Regions from separate parts of the Homo sapiens genome. Here region 1 is linked to region 2. The links are chromatin loops, found by intact Hi-C in ENCODE. Cell type or tissue: PC-3. All regions are shown on one strand. Links, peaks and the distances in the headings refer to the core of each region. The heading gives the core; the rest is flanking DNA.

Region 1 (10,313 bases), core at 1,054-9,053, 97 kb before region 2:
AGGGATAAGCCAGCAAAAAGGCAGACTCTTCCGCAGCAAAACATCTACACTTGGCAGACATAAACTACAGTCCAGTGGCAGAACACAGCAGCAGGTCCCAAATCACATGCAAATAATATGCAGACCAGCTTGGGACCTTCCTGGGCTCTGGAGTAAATCAGAGGGGACACAGAAAGAAATGAAAGTAGGACCCTGGCCTTGGGGGAAGCAAAAGGGCAGCAACTGGGGCACCTCAAAGTGGCCACTCCTGCGGATGCAGGAACTGGAGCAGATGAACATGAGGAGGAGCAGCAGCAGCAGAGCGACACCTGTCGGGGAGGCCGAACCGTGTACCCAGCCAATGCCAGGCCTCGTGGTGAGCAGCAGCTCCCAGAACTGGAAAGGGCTGGCCTCCGCCTGAGCCTGGAGTACTGGAAACAAGCTCAGAAAGGTTGAGTGACTGCAAGACCAGCTCTTCCCACTCCACCTTCCCATTGGGATCCCCACCCTGCACCATCAGATACTAGCACGGGCAGAAACTTTTGTCCAGAGCGTTGGCTTATCCAGGGCACCCCTTCTCTGCCCTTTGGGCAGGCAGTACACACAGGGGCTGGGCCCTGCATTCTGGGCTTGAGGCTGCTCAAGCTTCTCCCCGACCCAACCCTGCCCCAGATCACTCACCAAAGTTCACAGTGTGAGCCACGGTGTGCACGAGGGACAGCCCCACTACCACGTAGCCCATAAGCTGGTGGAACTGGATGTTCTGGTCCAGTGGTAGGACTTGAGCCAGCCACGTGGCCCGCAGCCAGGTGAGGCAGCGTCTGAGCATCAGCACCTGGCCAGGCAGAGTGGGAGAGAGCCCTGCCTCACTCTCTGTCTGCCTTGTCCTCTTTTCCCAGCCACCTCCCTGCATCCTCCTGAGCTAGCTGTGCTTTCTGAACAGGACACTCACCAAAGTCCCCTGCCCCCATGCCTTGTTGCTTCCCTGGATTCATACCTGGGGTCTCTAGAGGAGGATCTCCAGAATTGTGGCGGGAAGAGAAAGTTACAGAATGTCTATTTGTATTAATTTTTGTCTAAACACATGAGAAACATCTATGCTTTTACTAATATTTAATATATGGGCCAGGCGCAGTGGCTCACTCCACTAATCTCAGCACTTTGGAAGGCTGAGACAGTAGGATCACTGGAGCCTAGGAGTTTGAGACCAGCCTGGGCAACACAGCGAGACCCCTGTCTCTATAGAAAAAAAAAATTGTTTAATTAGCTGGGCATGGTGGCACACACCTGTAATCCTAGCTACTTAGGGGGCTGAGGCAGGAGGACTGCTTGAGCCCAGGATTGCTTGAGCCCAGGCGTTTGAGGTTACAGCAACCTATGATCAGTCCACTGCACTCCAGCCTGGGTGACAAAGACCATGTCTCAAATAAATAAATAAATAAATAAAATATCTCTGTTGACTTGGTGCCCTCATTTAGTCCATATGTCAGATGGGCACGTGTTGTGTTAGTTCTCGAGGTGCCTTGCAGGAGCCAAATCCAGAGTGGTTAACCAGGGTTCTCTCATTGCTCATTTGCTTTCAGTATATTTATGTTTGCCAAGGATGTGGACTTGTAGGTTACAGTATTTGACTTTACCAAAACTAAGCTAACTACCCCTCACAGGAAGGACAAGTAGCTTTAAAAGTTTCCCAGCAGAGAAACCACAGATTAACAGTTGTGTTAGTAATACATGAGCAAGTGACCAAGAAAATGAATCACACGTCTCCCACTCCTGGAATGAAGTCTTTGTTAGCTCGTTGAGCCATTAAGACAAAACCCACTTTAGGGATGGGTACCCCATTTTGCAAGATGTGATTATTACACATTGCATGTATCGAAACATCCCATGTATCAAAACATCCCATGTACCCCATAAATATATACACCTACTATGTGCCCACAAAAATTAAGATTAATAATTAAAAATAATAAAAATAAATTTAAAATAAAACCTATAAAACCCACTCTAATGAGAAGCTCATATCCAGAAGCGTATCTGAGCTAGAGATGGGCATCCCTGCTCATCAATGATGAATCTTCCCCTGTAGTTACTTTGTGCCATAAGTCTATTAGCTAATGATAATAGAGCATGCATATAAGCATAAGAGGGCTTTTGTTTTAATGGTAGGAGTTGTGTGATCAAAAACTCTTAGAGGTCAGGCGTGGTGGCTCATGCCCATAATCCCAGCACTTTGGGAGGCCGAGGAGGGTGGATCACCTGAGGTCAGGAGTTCGAGACCAGCCTGGCCAAAATGGTGAAACCCCATCTCTACTAAAAATATAAAAATTAGCTGGGCATGGTGGCGGTTGCCTGTAATTCCAGCTACGGGGAGGCTGAGGCAGGAGGATCGCTTGAACCCGGGAGGCAAAAGTTGCAGTGAGCTGAGATCGTGCCATTCCAGCTGGGCAACAAGAGCAAAATTCCGTCTCAAAAAAAAAAAAAAAAGAAAAAAAAGAAAGAAAAAAAAAAACACCTCTTAGAGGCCTCATCCATGAGCCAGAGAACCACATTCCAACTCCATGGTCTGGTATTCAAAGCCTCTTCTAGGGTTTCCTCTTGAAGGTGCTCCTGCACAGGGGTCCACTATAGGGGAGTTGTGAAGATCAAATGGAGCGTGCTCAGCACCGTGCCTGGTGCATAGTGCACAAAAATGCCAGTTATGTTATTATTTACTGGCTGTGTGACTGTGGACAAGCTACTGTCCCTCTCTGGGCGGCGTCCTCCAACTCTGAGCGTTGGCCCAGCTGATTTCTAAGGTGCCACCCTGCCCTGGCATTCCAGGTGTCCTCTGTGGGTCGCTCTGTCTAGGAGGAGCCCACCTCGGCTCCTAATTAACATTTTCAGAGCACCGTGTGCTGGCAGAGCCTACCGCGATGAAGCTGCAGTCGAAGTTGAGGCACTGGCCGCAGCCCTTGGCCACCATGACGCTGGCGCCGAGGTCCCGGTGCGCGCTGGCCGCCAGCCCGAAGAGCAGCACGTGGAGGCCTGCATAGGTGGCCAGGCAGAACAGCTGGCTGCGGTGGTTGTGCCAGTAGGCGCGGGTCAGCTGGCGCGGCCGGCGCGGGCGTGGGCGGGGGGCGGGGGCCGTCAGCCAGTGGGCAGCGCTGCGAGAGAGGCGGGTTCCGCTCAGAGGCGAGCGGTGGGGCGGGGACCACCTGTGTCTTAACTTAAAGACCCCCTTCAAGCTATGGCCGACCAAGTCTGGCAAGCAGGCCGGCTTTCTTCACACCAGGAAACAGAGAGGTCAAGTGGCTTGGTCACAGTCGCACAGCTCCGCGGAGCTGAAAGGGGACTCCGGTCTGCCTAATGCCACAACCACCGCTATTTTTATTACTTCTCTTTACTTTCCAATTTTAAAAGAAGCAGTCGAAAAGGATGGAAGAATCTGAAATATGTTTTGGTAAGTAAGCCCCAAGAAAGTTAATAGGCAGGTAGGTGCCCAGTGCAGTGGCTCACGTCTGTAATCCCAACACTTTGTGAACCCAAGGCGGGCGGATCACCTGAGGTCAGGAGTTCGAGACCAGCCTGGCCAAGATGGCGAAACCCCGTCTCTACTAAAAATACAAAAACTAGCTGGGCGTGGTGGCTGGCACCTATAATACCAGCTACTCGGGAGGATGAGTCAGGAGAATCGCTTGAACCCGGGAGGCGGAGGTTGCGGTGAGCCGAGATCATACCACTGCACCCCAGCCTGGGCGACAGAGTGAGACTCCGTCTCAGAAAAAAAAAAAAAAAAAGTTAATACACAGGAAGAATGAACTACAAAACCGGCTCTATTCAGAGCCTGGAGTCGGACAGACTTGGGTCTTGCTGTTACACTCTTATTTTCTCCACAGCACTTATTAATTTTGTGCTTCTCTAGTTTGTGTGTTTATTGGTGTAAATGACATGTCTCTTCGTCTGGAATGGAGCCCCAGCAGGGTGGAGACCTCATTCACTGCATTAATCAGAACAGTGCCTGCTGCATAGAAGCTGCTCAAACATTTATTGCATAAATACCTTTGTTAATTATTTGTGTGATCCTAGGCAACTTACTTCAGGCGAAGTAATTTCCTTTTGTAAAACGAGTATTGCTATAAAATGCACTGGTATATGCAAAAGTGCTCAGCACACAGTAGGTGCCTCAGACCTTGAGTTGATTCTGCAGAGACACTGCAGGAAGTGGAGGCAATGAAGACAGCTGCCCTGCAGTACACTCAAGAGTGGGCTAAACTGGGGAGGGGCGGGGCAGGGCGGGGTAGGGCAGAGTGGATCCGCGGTGAGTTCCTGCCACACTTCCGACCAGGAGTCTAACGCCGCCGTGGACAGTGCCAATGCCCGAGACCCGGCCGTACCTGATGGTCAGGTTCTCCATGACTCCGGGGAAGCGCTGCAGCTCGTCCCGGAGCTCCTCGAAGGTGATGGCCCCGTTGCCGTCCGCGTCGGCCGATTCGAAGAGCGCCAGCGTCAGCTGGTCCAGCTTCTCGTCAGGCAGCGAGATGGCGCTCTCGCGCAGACACGACTGCAGCACAGTGCGCAGCTCATCCGGGTCAATGGAGCCACTGCCTGTCCCGAGTGGGGATGAAGCCCAGTGCGGGCCTGCCCCAGCACCCCACTCTGTACCTGCAGACGCCCCCTGCCGTGCACACACTGCAAGAAGTGGTGGGCCTCTTCTGTTTACCCACCTCCAGCTTTCTGCCAGTCAGCTTTCCTTGGGGGTATAGACCATGCAACTGAAGGACCAAATGTCACCCTCAGCTCAGAAACCTTCCATGTTCCCGACTGCCTAGCTCAACAGCAATGGACACCTCCCCACGGGTGGAGAATCTTTGGCTTCAGTGGTTGCCTGTCTCCAGAATCGGTAACTCCCTAAGTACTACTCAACTTCCAAGACTATCTGCCCAGAAAATACACCTGCTTACTTAATCTATAAGGGGCGGTGTGCCCACAGCCTCAGTTATCCAAAGGCACACTGTATGTGGGTTAGCGCTGAGGGAGTGTGCCTTGTTGTTCAACTTGGAGCAAATGCTCTGTTTATCATGTTGTCTTGAGAGGGGCCACAGCTAGGCATTCCAGCCCAGCAGTGTGGCCTTATGTAAACATGGGTGGTTGAAAGTGATGGGATAAGGAAGCCAAAACTACCAACAGAGATGAGATTTTTCTGTATTTTATTCTTCCTGAGCAGCAGAGCCCGTGATTAATGATTTCTTGGCCTGCTTTGGATATGGACACACCCAGTGTGGCATCCTGCTCCTGCCCCTCCTTAACTGTGCAATAGTGGGCTCTAAGTCCTCTGGGGTAGTGGACCTCACTTTGCTCATCTCTAAAATGAGAGTAATCATTTCTCCCTCTCAGAACTAGCTCAAGGAAACTCGATAATGGTAAAACACCTAACGCAGTATCTGGGAGAAGGAAATTGCATATACATGGAAATTCTCATTGGTGTTGTGATCATCATTCCGGCCCAAATCACATTACGATGCAGAATCAATTAGAGTATATTATACCACTCTCCAGTCACACCGCCTGTTCTGCTTTCCTAGTCAACAGCCAAGATGACAGCAGGTTTCTGGACTCATCCAGAGGACCAGTCTCCCCCTGGCCCCTTCATGGCCTCTTCTATCTGCTTTAATCTCTCTGTTGGCCAATTTCAAATCCAGGGTCCTCCCTCACAATAATTCTCATGTGCACATTCTCCTTCCTTCTCCCTCTAACCTTCCATTCTACTGACTCTAAGAATATCCCATCCCTGGGTGAAGCCAGCTACCTGTTTTCCGCCCTCTGGCACCAGGGCAGCAAAATGAACATTGCTGAAGAAAAGCTTTTCAGAATGCAGGTCCATCCCTGCGAATCCCTTGCTCAACACACTTTGATGGCTCCCCGTCGCGCGTAAGTTAACTAATTTAACCTTCATCTCAACCCCATGAGTATGAAATATTATTATCATAATTCCTATTTGATAAATAAATTGAGGTACAGAGAAGTTAAGTAACTAGTCTAAGATCATATAATAAGTGATGGAACTGAGATTTGAACTTAGGTAGCTTGTGCTTAGAGTCTTAAATACTACACGATGCTGCATGATACATACAGTGGAGTATAATGCAGCCACTAAAAATGACACTATAAGTACAGTGAGTTACCACTTCACACCCATTAGGATGGCTATTATCAAAAAGCAGAATATAAGGCTGAGCACAGTGGCTCACGCCTGTAATCCCAGCACTTTGGGAGGCCAAGGCGGGTGGATCACTTGAGGCCAGGAGTTCGAGACGAGCCTGGCCAACATGGTGAAACCCTATCTCTATGAAAAATACAAAAATTAGTGGGCATGGTGGTAGGTGCCTGTAGTCCCAGCTACTCGGGAGACTGAGGCTGGAGAATCACTTGAACCTGGGAGGTGGAGGCTGCAATGAGCTGAGATCATGCCACTGCTCTCCAGTCTGGGCAACAGAGTGAGACTCCATCTCAGAAAAAAAAAAAAAAGCAGAAAATTACAAGTGTTAGCAAGAATGTGGAGAACTTGGACCACCTGTACATTACTGGTAGGAATGTAAAATAATGCAGCCACTGTGGAAAACAGTATGGCAGTTCCTCAAAAAATTAAAAATAGAATTACCAGAATTACCATGTCATCCAGCAATTCCCCTTCTGGATATATACCCGGAAGAATTGAAAGCAGGAACTCAAACAGATATCTGTGCACCAATGTTCATAGCAGCATTAATCACGATAGTTAAAACGTAGAAACAGCCCAAATGTCCACTAATTGGTGAATGGATAAACAAAATATGGCATATACCTACAATGGAATATTATTCAGCCTTAAAAGGAATAAAATTCTGTCACATGCTATGACACAGATGAAGCTTGAGGATACTATACTAAGTGACATAAGCCAGATACAAAATGACAAATATTGTATAATCCCACTTAGATGAGGTGCCTAGAGAAGTCAGATTCTTAGAGACAGAATGTATGAATAGAATGGTGGTTGCCAGGGACTAGGGGAGGAGGCATGGGGATTCAGTGTTCAGTGGGCAAGGAGTTTCAATGGAAGGATGAAAAGGTTCTGGAGATGGAGGGTGGTGATGGTGGCACAGCAATGTGAATGTACTTAATTAATGCCACTGACCTGTACACTTAAAAATGGTTAAGATGGCAAATTTTACATTATGTATATTTTACCACAATAAAAATGACACTGTAAAGCAATATATTTTTACATTTCAAAATGTTCATTTTTGTAAGTGAAAAAGTTCATTTTTGTAAGTGAAAAATCCCATTAAAAAATGGGATTCATTTTTTAATCCCATTTTGTTAAAAAAAAAAAGGTGTGTGGCGTGTGTATGTGCAACCAGTTAGAAGGCAATATAGCAAAATGTTACGGGTGATTTTTGTATTCTTTTTTATACCACTCTGTATTGTCTAAAATGTTCATAGTGAGCTTATACTATGAGGAAAAGGAAAAAACAACAGAGATTTTCTTTTTCAGACATAGAAAAGATCAGAAAAAGGTTCTGGCCTCTGGTAAGTTGAATAGAAGGCATTTGTCTCCTGTGCCAGAGTCCCTCCTTTTCTCCCTGCTGCCCCAGAAAGGGGGGCAGGGATTAGACAGAGAGACTGGGGACTGGGAGAGAGATGTGAGGAAAGGAAGTGTCAGCCTCACCTGGAGAAACCAGTCCCAGGCTGGGCTCAGGAGGCCGGGATGGCACCTCCAGGCCTGCCAAGGTGAAATGGCCAGTTCTCACTGAGGCCCACTGATCTCCCCACCCCAGCCCACACCCAGGAAGAGCCCTTACCATCGATGTCATACACCTGGAAGAGGAATTTGAGTTTGTCCATGGGGCTGCCATGGATGAGCAGGGTCAGTGCCTCCTGCAGCTCCTGGAGGGTGATGGTGCCACTTCTATCGGAGTCAAATAGGGCAAAGAATCGCTCTGCAAAGAAGGACTGTGGGCGAGAAGGGTGGAAGACAGCACAACTGTGGCCGCAGGGCCTGGGCTTTGAATTTGTTCACTGTCTCCCTGTGTCTGGGGTGGTGGTGGGGGGGTGCACCACAGAGTGGCGGTATTCAGGCAGAACTCAGGTGCCTGAACACCCATCGTGATCTGCTCTAATGGAAGACCTGTTCCGATCCCTGCAGTAAGGATGGGCTTGGTTTGGACTTCAGGCCCCCTTCAGGCACTGGACTTTGTAATTTGCATGGGCTCTCTGTCCCCTACATACAATCACCCCCATCAGCCTTTAAATCCCAGCCTCTGGGTGGCCCCTTAACCAACATGGGAAAGGGTCAGACAGAGGGTCCTCCTGCAGGCTCCTTCCAGCCCTGTCTCACCCCACTTGGGGTGAGCGCAAGGGATGAGTGAATCTGGGAAGGACTTATAGATTCCACTGGAAGATCTGAGTCCTTTCTTTTGCTTGTTCTTAAGGCTGCCTACATTTTATACTTAAGGCTTGTTCTTAATCACCAGTTCACTCATTCATTCACTGAGCAGTCTTGTACTGTGTAGCCTCTGCCTGCCAGGCCTGGTGTTAGACCCTGGGAGCACAGAAATTAAGAAGACAGGCTTGGATGATGGGTGTCCCAAAGATGCTGTGTCCTGGGATGCTCCCCTCAAGGCAGGGGGAGGACCCTGTGGAGCTCTAGTGTCTGACTTAATAAAACTATGAGGGGTTCACAAGTATGAGGTATAGGCCGAAGTCCGCTGTGGACTGACAAAACTGCCACCTTGCCTTGGCTTTCTTCTTCATCCCCAGGATCCCTGGGTAGTACCTTTATCACTCTCTACCATCCCGAATGCTCTTTGTCTTAAGATGTTTTACACCCTCCCATTTGGATGGGATTGTATCATTAGGGAGAATGGGATTTTTTCCTTCCCCATATTTGCTGTGAAAGGAGGCGTGGCGTTAGAGTTCTTAGTAGTATCCCCAGGACCAGCAGGGGAGGGTCCTTCTGATTCAAGCAGGGCATTCAGATGCTCATCGGCTAGTCCCTGTCAAGGACCAGGCCACTATTCAATGCCAGTCCCAAGGACAGCTAGGAGAGGCTGGCATTTCAGACTCAGTCCTCCCTTCCGTGCTGATGTCTCCTCTGTGTGTCAGGGCATGCAGGCTGTGTGGGGTGGGCAGGGTAGCTATGGAGTCTGGAGGACTGGGAACAGTGTGCCACAGCAGACAGGACTTTAATAGGTATAGACCATTGACAAGCTTATCTTGAGAGGAAGCTTAAGTCAGAGCATCAGCTCTGCCCATGAGCCTAGTGGAAATTGTGAGGTTAATCATATTGCTTAAGATTTGACAAGCTACTGACTTCCAACTTCATGTGTTGAAGACCCAGGAGGCCATGACTATTAAGAGGAATGGGAGGGTGCCATAAACATCCCGCCAGCCCGCTACAAGGTGGAGACCTCAGGAACCCCAGGGAGTTCCCTTTCCCTCCCTGTAAGGGCTATGCCCTGAGAACCAGGCCACATAACGATAAATGCAGGGCTTCCACCTTGGCCCAACACTTGCCTCTTTCACATGCAGAGCTGCTTTGAATTCTTGCAGGCTGATCTCCCCATCTTCTCCTGCAATGGTCTTAAACTGCTGAGTCACCCACCGGAGCCACCTGGCATCCTCCTCGGCACTCATGGTGCTGGGAGGCAAAGGAAACAGGTTTATGGGCTTGGGGTGGCCAAAGCCTTATGAGGTCTCATGGTGGTCCCAGGGCCTCTGCCTTGCTCTAACTAGGGCCCTGAGCCTCCCTGAGTTGAATCGGGTCAATCAGTTCTGGCTGTGGATTGGAGCTTCCCACAGCCGTTTCTCCTCCTCCCTATGCCTCAGTCTCTTCCTCTTATCCTGAGTTGGCTGGCCCAGGCTTGCTTCTCTTTAGGTTCTGAAATGACAGGGCCCGAGTGAGGTGGACCCACACTGTGGGGATCAGGTCAGAGAGTGGCATGCTGCGACTGCATTAATTAACATCATGACAATGACTTTCCATCTTGCCTTTACACAGATCTTTACTGCTTTCCAAATATTTCCCACCACCACTACTTCCTTTGGTCTCTCTGACAGCCTGGTGGGCCAGGACATTTTGCAGAGAAGAAATAGGCTCAGAGCAATTAGGTAACTTAGCTAAATGTATTCAGCAAGTTAGAGACAGAGTTCAAATTCAAGTCCAGTGTTTTTTTCCATTCTGCCCCAAAGCCTCCACCCTCTGCTTAAATGCTTGTGATACAAGATGGATCAAGCCAGGATTCAGCCCTCAGGTCTTAACTCTTCAGGCCCAGGTTGTCTTCTATGATGTCACCAGGGTATTGGCTGTCTAA
Region 2 (10,313 bases), core at 1,418-9,417:
ACAGGAAAAGGAGATACTTACTACTAGCTGATTCCTTAACAAACTGAAATATTTATTATCCCCTTCTATTGTTACTCAGGCAACACCCAAAAGCCTGTTCTTGGCTGCCTAGCAACAGAGTGCACTACCTCCTACCTCGATTTTCCTCTGTTCTTCATGTACCCTTGGCTCCATATTTTTCTATTGTTAATTCCATCCTCTCTCCACACACCTTCTACCTCCTGCTTTTGTCCCCTAAAACATCTCCCTATTTCATGTTGACCTTCTCAGTTCTACTAATCAGGTCTGCTCTTGCAAATCAATTTGATCTTTATAAAAATGTTTGTAGGTCAAGGTAGTAAAAGATAGTGGAGCCTCAACTGTCCCTACAGATGGCTGTGGCCACTGTGAAAACCTGTTTTTCTCCATTCTTCAGGAGGTGCTAGAAAGCTGAACAAAATTCAAATTCTTACAAGGAACAGACAATCTTGCTAGAAGTTGTGTTATTATACTTGGATATTCATAGTCTACACTGGTATACTTTATAATATCCCATCTATTTTTACCAGTAAGTGATTAAAGCAAACATGGCAATGTCCTAGAACATGGCTCTGGCCCAGGTAAGAATCTTCAGCTTGGGAAACCATGATGCTGCTCTCCAGTTCCTCTTATAAGCAGGATGGCTAACTGCTAAGCAGGCTTGAGATTTTGCTGGAATCTCAGATATGGGGCCTGAAGGTGAGCCTGAGGTTGCCTGCACTTCTCTTCTTGAAATAGTACAGGAAGAACTGTCACACAACAGAAATGGTAAGAAAGTAAACAAAATGGTACTAAATAACTGTAGGAACAAAAGTGGTAGGAAATCCAAAGGGGAAATGGAAGATAATGATTTAAAAGATCCTAATAGCTTCCACTGATTGAATGATCACTATGTGCCAGGCACTATACCCAGAGCTTTGACTGTGAGAAGTACTTTGTCAAAGAAGAAAAGGAAGAGACTTAGAAAGGATAAGCAATTTGCTTAAGATTATATTCAACTTATAAGTAAGGATGAGATTTGAACACAGGCTGCCTTACTTCAAAGCAGGTGCTTGTAACAACCACACAATGTTGTCATAAAGAAATGACACAAGGATGCTGGCAAAGCTGTATTAGTGTTGTGATAAAATTATTCTGCAGGGATACTACTCTGTTTTAAAATACATGTGAACATTAAATAAAATCAAATAAATAAATATAGTATCCGAAATTGTGCTGTCAACTGGACCAAAATATTTTAAACTACATGTAAATATTAAAATTAAATTAAATTAAATATGACCAAATTTTGTTCTATCATCAAATGGACCAAAATGCATCCCTTTCGCATATTAAGATGTATCTAGTAATATTGAAAATAATCCAAATACAGTATTTTCTTACTACAAAGTACAAGTAACTGACAATCAATGACTTACAAAAAAATACATCCCGTTCACACAGAAATAAAAGGCAAGTTAATTACTTTTGAGTTTATTATGAGGAAAATAATAAAATCATGATTTAAAATGAGCAATGAAATATAAAATTTCAGGCTGCGCTTGGTGGCCCACGCCTGTAATCTCAGCACTTTGGGTGGGTCAACTAAGGTCAGGAGTTCGAGACCAGCCTGGCCAACATGGTGAAATCTCATCTCTACTAAAAATACAAAAATTAACTGGGCATGGTGACATGCACCTGTAGTCCCAGCTACTCTCGAGGCTGAGGCAGGAGAATCGCTTGAACCCAGGAGGCAGAGGTTGCAGTAAGCCAAGGTTGTGCCATTGCACTCCAGCCTGGGGGACAAGAGTGAAACTCCATTTCAAAAAAATAAAATAAAATAATAGATAAATAAATAAAATTTAAAACTTCACTCAATAAATAATACATGTGAAATATATTTCCTTTTCATAGAATGACCAATTAAAGGAGGAAGAGAATAACATAAAAGCCAATTTGCATGAAAACTTGCTAAAATTCATTGTTCATAAAAGATATGCAAATTAAAAACAATTTTTGTTTTGCCAGTCAAGTAGGCAAATATTTTTAAATGATAAAACCTAGGACTGGCATGTGTATATGTTACTTCCTTAGTAAAATAAGTTCCCTCCTACCCAGAGAGGAGAACAATAAAACCCATTTCCCATATCCCCTATACCCCAGCCCCTGGAGAACACACACCACCGCCTGTTGGTGGGTGGGGGGTGAGGGGAGGGAACTTAAAGGATGGGCCAATAGATGCAGCAAACCACCATGGCACACGTATGCCTATGTAAGAAACTGCACGTTCTACACATGGATCCTGTTTTTTTTTTAGAAGAAATAAAGAAAAAAAATAATAAGTTCCATCCTTACTCCCCTTTTGATCCCTAGATCCTTCTTTAGTCTCTCTCTAGCATACTGATCTTTTCTTTATAGAATTTAGACAGTTCTAACTGTATTTGTTAGTTTAATATTTGTTAACTGTTACACTTAGTAAGCTCTTTGAGAGCTGTGACACATCTAATTTGTTCATTATATACTCTGTTTTACCCAGTGCCTAGAACCATACTAGACAGTCAAAAAGTATGAATAACTGAATGAATGAACAGAATGCTGGAAGGTATGTAAATTAATTGCACTTCTAGTAATTTATCTTACTAAGATAATCACAGGTAAAACATTTCTACAGAAGAATACAGAGGAAGAAAACTAGACTTCATGTTATGTTTAAAAATAAATCTGTTAGTCTAAAAACTATTGTGTGGGGAGCAGTTTCTGGCTAATTGTCCAATAATTATTACAGAGAAAATTTTAAATGAGTAATAAGAATGTTCTTTTATTTTAGGCAAAGTAAGCAGTTTTTTATAATAAAAGACACAGCTTACTACGTCTTTCTAAATTTCTAAGTGTGAAGTTTATATAAAATAACATCATAAACATCATGGTGAAATAGCTCCATTTCTCAGAGAGCCCCCATACTTCTTGTAACTGCCCCTTACTAAATAGCCTAATGTAAGTTTAGATCACATAAACTTATGTTCTACTAATTACCTTTCATTGAATTTTATCAATCTCTAAAGTAATACTGCATTGACATAATTTTAATGTAAGTAAATCACAATCTTAATATTAAAATACCTCCATAATTTACCTTTTATTTATCTTAAAGTATGAAATTCAATGGTTTTCAGTATGTCCAGAGTGGTGCAATCACCACCACAATCTAAGTTTAAAACAGTTTTGTCATCCCACAGTAAAATCCATTTCCCATATCCCTTATCCCCCAGACCCTGGACAACCACTAATCTACTTTCTGTAGCTACGCATTTGCCTATGCTAGACATTTCATATAAATGGACTCATACGATATGTGTCCTTTTGTGAGTGGCTTCTTATACTTAGCGTAATGTCTTCAAGATCATCTATGTTGTAGCATGTATCGGTACTTCATTGATTTTTATGGCCAAATAATATTTCATTGTGTAGATACACATACATTTCTACTTTGCCCTTGGCCAGTAGCCTTGATATGGCAACTGCTGATTGCACCCAAAATTTAATCACCAATTATGGATGCTCATTTTGTTAAAGATTTGAATATAACTAGGATTTTTATTACAATGATAGTGAAAACAAAATGGCTTTATCCATAAAGAACTCATGTATATAAAACTTAAACATATACCCAAGCATCCATCACTTATAGATGGTCCACACACTCTGGCTGAATGTCCATAACTTTGGAGAACAAATTGCTTGTATTTTCTATACATACCATGAAGTGGACTCATAAAGAATAAACTTCCCTTATTCTACAGCAGTTAAGTACTAAAGTAAGAATTAATAACTGAAAGCTGTAATAATGCAAGAACTACCAGTTAAAATATCCAACACCTTCAAATTAAAATGAACTTTTATGAAGGTTAAAATTTTAAAACGAACTGAGCTGGAGTACTGTATTTCCAACTCAAAGTAGTAATAATTGTGCTTAATTACTGAGGTGTACTCAAGGAATGGTCATAAAAGGAAATATTAAATCTTCTTATTCATCCAGCAATTTTCTTATAATTTATTATTACACAAATCTTAATTTTTGCTGACAGGTAAATAAACAAGTAATTATGTTCATATTAATCAAGTGTTCCAGTTAAAGAAATGTAACTTTATGGCTTTACACTTCCTGCTATTCATGTTCTTGGGTAGTGTCTTCTGACATTGGATATGGGCTTGCCCCATGTGACTTGTCTTGGCCTATAGGACATTAGCAAGTCTGATACAGTGTAGGCTTCGTAAGAGCATCCATGTTGGGGCTTATAAATCTCCTTCTTGGAAGCAAGCTGCCATGGTGTAAAGAAACTTGGGCTAGAGTACTGAAAGATGAGAAGTCATGTAAAGACCCTGGAGGATGAGAGGCCATCTGGGATGTTCCTATCCATTTGAACTTCCAGCTGAATGCAGCTGCATGAGTGACCTCAGCTATACCATATGAAGCAGAGCTGCCCAGCTGAGTCTAGTGAACCCATAGAATCATGAAAAATGATAAATTTGGGGAGCAGTCATTTTTGCCACAATACACAACCAAAATAGCCTTATTAAATTATGTTACAATTCTAGTGCGGATAAAGAGTTAAAAATCAAGATGCATCCTATGAGTAATGTTATAATTGAAACCAAAATAAACTCATTATTTTAAATCTTTCTCTTCTAGTTCTGTTCACTAAAATGACAAAAATAACAATATTTCCCCACTGCAGTAGTCTAGTATGTATCGCAGGCACTTTGGTCTCTCATACCATGTTCTCCATCCCCTTGGAAAGACAGTTAATTCCATTCAGAGTGAGAAAGATAGAGTGGGAAAGACACAAAGTGGGCTTGGAACAATCAGTTAACATCAGAAAACAAGAAGTCTTTAAAAATATATGGGATCCTATCAAAAGAACAAGAGAAGACAGCTTACAATGGCTCCAAATGGTCAAGGTATGAATATTTGAGGCTCGGAAAAAACTATACTTAGGTTAAATAAATTGTGTGTTTTTAAAATGCTTCAAATATATAGTGATACTAAAAAAAAAAGAAAATATTTTCTTTTCAAATAACTAGTATTTTATTTGGAGATAAAAAATGTTGCTTAAGTTTAATTTCACATATATTATCAAGAGATTAAAGTATATCCATTTAAGGGATAATATGATCAACAGAACAGAAAGACAGGACTTTTTTCCCCCATAAAACATCAATGGACAGGCTAATGAAACTTCCTGCTACTCCCCCACAGAATACTCTCTTGACACTTGCCTATTGGATGACATGCTCCTCATTATCTCAAACATTAACAAAGTGTGTCATGACAGTTTATTCACAGGTTTGAGAGACCTTTTAAATGCTGTAGCCTTGGGCACTAGCTAAGTGAACTTGCAGCACCAGAACTCAGTGAACTTTACCTTTAGAATGTATTTGAAATAAAAGAATATTCTTTTCCTCTTAATTTATTTGGTGATAGATTCAAACAATTGTTGCTGGTTGCTGCCTTATTGTTTCCCTTACCTTCTGTGGTTCATTAGGACAAAATCCTTCCTAAACACAATGACAGAAGCCAAAGACTGATACATTGAGCCTTCTTATAATACCAATCTAGAAATAAGAGCTTTTGTAATCCTAGACTAACCCTATTTTTCCTAGTCTATACCAAGAGATGATCTAGAGGAAATAATTTATTTGGGAGATACCCCAAAATTAATATTTTAATTTTATTTATACTTATTATGCAAAGTTTGAATCATTTAAAAATTAACATATATTAATATTAAATTAATATTAACACACTTTAATTTTAATTAGTTTGCACTGCCAGCCCATGAATATTTGATGACTTAAAATTTAAAAAGGCCAATTATATAATTTTAATAGTAGTTGATATTATTTAAATATGTAACTATTATGTTAATATTACTTTAGAAGTTACTGTGCTTTTTTTTTTTTTTGAGACAAGGTCTCACTCTGTCAGCCAGGCTGGAATGCAGTGGCGCCATCTCAGCTCACTGCAACCTCTACCTCCTGGGCTCAGGTGATCCTCCCACCTCAGCCTCCCGAATAGCTGGGACTACAGGCCTGCCCCACCACATCTGGCTAATTTTTGTATTTTTTGTAAAGACGGGGTTTCGCCATGTTGCCCAGCCTGGTCTTGAATTTCTGGGCTCAGGTGATCTGCCCGCCTCAGCCTCCCAAAGTGCTGGGATTACAGGTGTAAGACACCGTGCCCGGCCTGTGCATTTTTTTTTTTTTAAAGCAAAAAGAATTCTCATTAAAAAGTAAAGTAAGTTGCACAGTGCAAATACATTAAAGAGGGAATACATTAAATACTTTCCCATTCAAAAATTTAAAAATGGCAAAGTATTTAAAACTATGGAAAAATCAGGTAGAGGAAACTGAATGTATAAAAATTTTATATAGTAAAACGTTGTTTCTCCAGCACCATCAGGATGTGTGTGTGTGTATGTAAAGGAGTGCCGACTTCTGTATACCCAAGCTGCATTTATGTCTAACTGAATTTAGATTAAACAAATACTAGCTAAGCTTGGATTGGGCCTGTTAGAAAGGTATAGGCAGATACAAGAAGTACTGAGGTTTTCAATAAATGCAATTACTTAATACACCCGTGATGTTTGCGTAATAACCTCAAAACTGTCTAGTAGTCTAGAAAAAATGTGTCAAAGCTGCACTTTTCATTATAAAAACCTATGTACCTTATCTTTTGCATCTCGCCAACAATTGTTTGAATAGTGGCCATATAAAAGAATGCATAGCTGATTTACATCAAGCTCAATGATATACGCATTTTGGTATACTTATTTTAAAAACAAAATTAAAATTAGAGAAAAAGTAGAGAGACAGATACAGAGAAAGCAGCCATGTACCACTGCCTGCTCTATATATTCCTTAATCCACTTCTGTAGAAGAAAGGTAATTACATATTCCAAGACATCTTCTATGATTACAACCTGTATATAGTTTCCTTATGTCTTATAACATCTATATATTCAACACAAAATCACTCCTTTTTTCTGGGAAGCGTCTTTTCATTTCCTACAACCCTTTTCTTTCTTCCCAAGAAAGATTAGGGAATAGGGTGCTAAGAAAGACAACAGGCTGGCTGGGCACAGTGGCTCAAGCCTGTAATCCCAGCACTTTGCAAGGCCGAGGCGGATGGATCATTTGAGGTCAGGAGCTCGAGACCAGCCTGGCCAACATGGTGAAACCCCGTCTCTACTAGAAATACAAAAATTAGCCAGGCGGTAGTGGCGTGCGCCTATAATCCCAGCTACTCAGGAGGCTGAGGTGGGAGAATCCCTCGAGCCTGGGAGGCAGAGGTTGCGGTGAGCCGAGATCGGGCCACTGCACTCTAGTCTGAGCTAGAGAGTGAGACCCTGTCTCAGGCAAAAAAAAAAGGGGGGGAAAAGGGAAGGGGAGGGGGAGGGGAAAATTATGGTGTTAGGCAAGAGACTGCACTGAGTTAAGTGGGTGTCCAGGGACTCCTACCTAGCAGTCCCAGAGTGTACTGTGTGACAGTGTTAAAGTCACTTCAGTTAAAGTCTCCATATATGTTAGTCACTTGTGACTTGCTGATCTACAACTACCAAAATGCAATAACTGGTGTTAGTAATAATGATCATCAGACATCAAGAAAAGATAGTAGCATCTTCATTATGTTCTGGTCCTCTATGTCAAGGAAGAAAAATTTTACAAAACTTTTTATTAAAAACAGCTACAAATCATAAATGCTAGTATTTAAAGAGCTAACTTTAGTTACCTAGAACTTCATCTAGAACTTTTCCCATTACTATTCATAATTTAGATTGTGTTGTATTTTCAGTTTTTAAATTTGATTTTTAACTAAGATCGTTTAGCAATTCTGAAAAATAGATTTGCATAATCAGCATGCACGATAGCGCTTTTTTTACACCTGTTAAATTGTATTTATTGATTTAAGTGAAACCAAACTCCAACATTACTAAATGCCACAATGAACTACAGTTAGACTAAATGGGGAAGCCTCACCTACCTGACTTAAATACTAAGTGCCTTAAGGTGCCCACATGATATTGTTAATATAGTAAAGTCTTAGCACCCCTGAATTTGACCTTATTGGTTTTCAGCTTTCGGGGAGGGACAAAAATTGCTCCTTGGCAGGTCTTAAGTTATAATCCTGCTTAACTAAGGCTTTGAATGCCGTGTGCGCAAGCATGCTCTCTGGGAGCGCATCCTCAGGTGAGTGTCCCAGACCGCGACCCACAATCCACATGCTCTCCAAATTTTACCGTACGGGTCAACCTTTTTTTCTGTACAGGGCCAGAGAGTAAATACTTCAGTCTTTGCAGACCAGACTGTGTGGCAACCACTTAACCCCGTTGTTCTAACGTGGGAAAGCAGCCATGGGCAATACGTAAAGGAATGAGCGTGGTGGTGTGCCAGTAAAACTTTATTCACGAACAATGAAATGTGAGCGTCATGCTTTTCCACAAGTCATGAAAGAGTACATTTCATATTTACTTTGAAAATGCAAAAATAGAACATCACACACCAGGGCCTGCCGTGGGGTGGGGGGAGGGGGGAGGGATAGCATTAGGAGATATACCTAATGTAAATGACAAGTTATGGGTGCAGCACACCAATATGGCACATGGATACATATGTAACAAACCTGCACGCTGTGCACATGTACCCTAGAACTTAAAGTATAATAATTAAAAAAAAAGGAAGAAAATGTAAAAATCATTCCTAGCTGGCCAGCAGCTGTCACACGACCCCTGCACGGTCACACGCCCAATGGCTGGGGAAGGATCGGGTGGGCAGAGGAAGGCCTCCGGTGAGGTGAGGGGGTTCCACCCGCGCCCACGGCCCGCAGGCGCTTCCCGTCTCATCTGGGCCGCGCCGCCTCAGTTGCTGCGTTCCCTGACCAGGAGAGGAGAGGGACACCCCTCGGCGTCGAGGCCAGGACCCCGGACAGTGGGGGAGGGAGGCATGTAGGACCAGGGAGAAGGAAGGGCCAGGCTTCGAGGTCGCGGAGCTCGGGAAGTTCCCCCAGGGTGTCCCCGGTCCGCTGCCTCCTCAGGCCCGTCACTCACTCGGATAAGCCGGCACAGACGAAGGCCATAGCAAAAGCGCAACTAGAAGGACTAAGGGCTTCATAGGCGTCGTCCGTAGCACTCTGCCATGCGACCGGAACGTCCTGGGGCCACCAGGCTGGGAACCTCAAGGCCGAAAGGGAAGGTGTCAGCGGAGTACCGTCCTGCCTCAGGCCCTGGGACACCCAGCAACGGTTGTCCCCAGCGCGCAAGCGCAGCGGCATGGGGGAGGGGAGAGCGAGCGGCCAAGGCCCGCCCCTCCTGGGACCGCGTGCAGGGGGCGGGGGATCGCGCGCGCCCCGCCCCGCCCCTTCCTAGTGCGCATGCTCGCTCCGCCTTCGTAGGTCCGCGCCTGGTGTGGGCTGGGAACGCCTCGACGCCCGGCTACTGCGTGCGGGGTGCTGCCTCGGGGCGTGCGGGGCTCGGCCCATCCTGCGCGGTAGGGATACCGCCGTGGTTTAAACGCGGTCCCTGTGAGGAAGGAACTGTAATGGGAGAGGCAGATAACCTGGCAATTACCACAGCGTGAAAGGGGGCTGTAGTGGGGGAAGCGCTAGGTACTGTTGTGCACAGTGGAAACCCACCCCCGGAAGCGGGTGGGGAGCTTGGCTAAGTGGAGGACAGCTTGGAGCACCCCAAGAACTGAGCATAGTTCCGGCGAGTTGCATTGTGGGGCTTGGGAGGGCAGTTGTTGGAGGACAGGGAGGAGAGGTAGGCAAGGGCATTAAAAACGCCCTAAGGGGCTTGGGTGTTTTTGTTTTTCAAAAGATCACATTCCATTTCTTTGACCTTCTTAAAAAGATAGGGGTAGGGATGAGGGAGAGTACGACTATGAAAGGATAGCATGAGGTTGTTTTGGGGACTAATAGATGGCAGTGGCCACAAGAATCTATACATGTGTTAAAATTCACAGAAGGCCGGGCACGGTGGCTCACTCCTGTAATCCCAGCACTTTGGGAGGCCGAGGTGGGCGGACCACCTGAGGTCAGGAGTTCGAGACCAGCCTGACCAACATAGTGAAACTTCGTGGCTACTAAAAATACAAAATTAGCCAGGCGTGGGTGGTGGCACACGCCTGTAGTCCCAGCTACTTGGGAGACTGAGGCAGGAGAATCACTTGAACCCGGGAAGCAGAGGTTGCAGTGAGCCGAGATCGTGCCACTGCACTCCAGCCTGGGCGACAGAGCAAGACTCCACCTCAAAAAAATAAAT

What was found. Hi-C counts contacts between places; a loop is a spot of excess contacts. Peaks named below come from ENCODE experiments on the same cell type or tissue, not always from the same donor. Only the 100,000 strongest peaks of a DNase experiment are listed, where the experiment ranks them.
Region 1: it touches region 2 in a loop (2.4-fold over the local background); 3 of 110 quality-filtered maps call a loop at or near these places.

Annotation. Positions count from the first base shown.
Region 1 is chr15:69,025,855-69,036,167 of GRCh38, reverse strand. SPESP1-NOX5 (SPESP1-NOX5 readthrough) reads right to left here. Exons shown (of 17, transcript NR_033672.2): 3 at 9,517-9,640; 4 at 7,803-7,953; 5 at 4,356-4,566; 6 at 2,891-3,125; 7 at 661-814; 8 at 232-410. NOX5 (NADPH oxidase 5) reads right to left here. Exons shown (of 16, transcript NM_024505.4): 2 at 9,517-9,640; 3 at 7,803-7,953; 4 at 4,356-4,650; 5 at 2,891-3,125; 6 at 661-814; 7 at 232-410. Among named protein-coding and RNA genes, the nearest start is that of NOX5, 16 kb to the right of the region's middle. RefSeq lists enhancers at 1-87, 9,612-10,112. In PC-3, for the core only: CTCF peaks have their summits at 4,335 and 4,534; a DNase peak (open chromatin) is centred at 1,617; H3K4me3 peaks cover 866 bases; H3K27ac peaks cover 3,931 bases.
Region 2 is chr15:68,929,506-68,939,818 of GRCh38, reverse strand. It overlaps SPESP1-NOX5 (SPESP1-NOX5 readthrough), which reads right to left and starts at 9,294. Exons shown (of 17, transcript NR_033672.2): 1 at 9,102-9,294. SPESP1 (sperm equatorial segment protein 1) reads right to left here and starts at 9,294. Exons shown (of 2, transcript NM_145658.4): 1 at 9,102-9,294. The coding sequence starts at 9,165. In PC-3, for the core only: no CTCF peak of the experiment used is centred there; no DNase peak of the experiment used is centred there.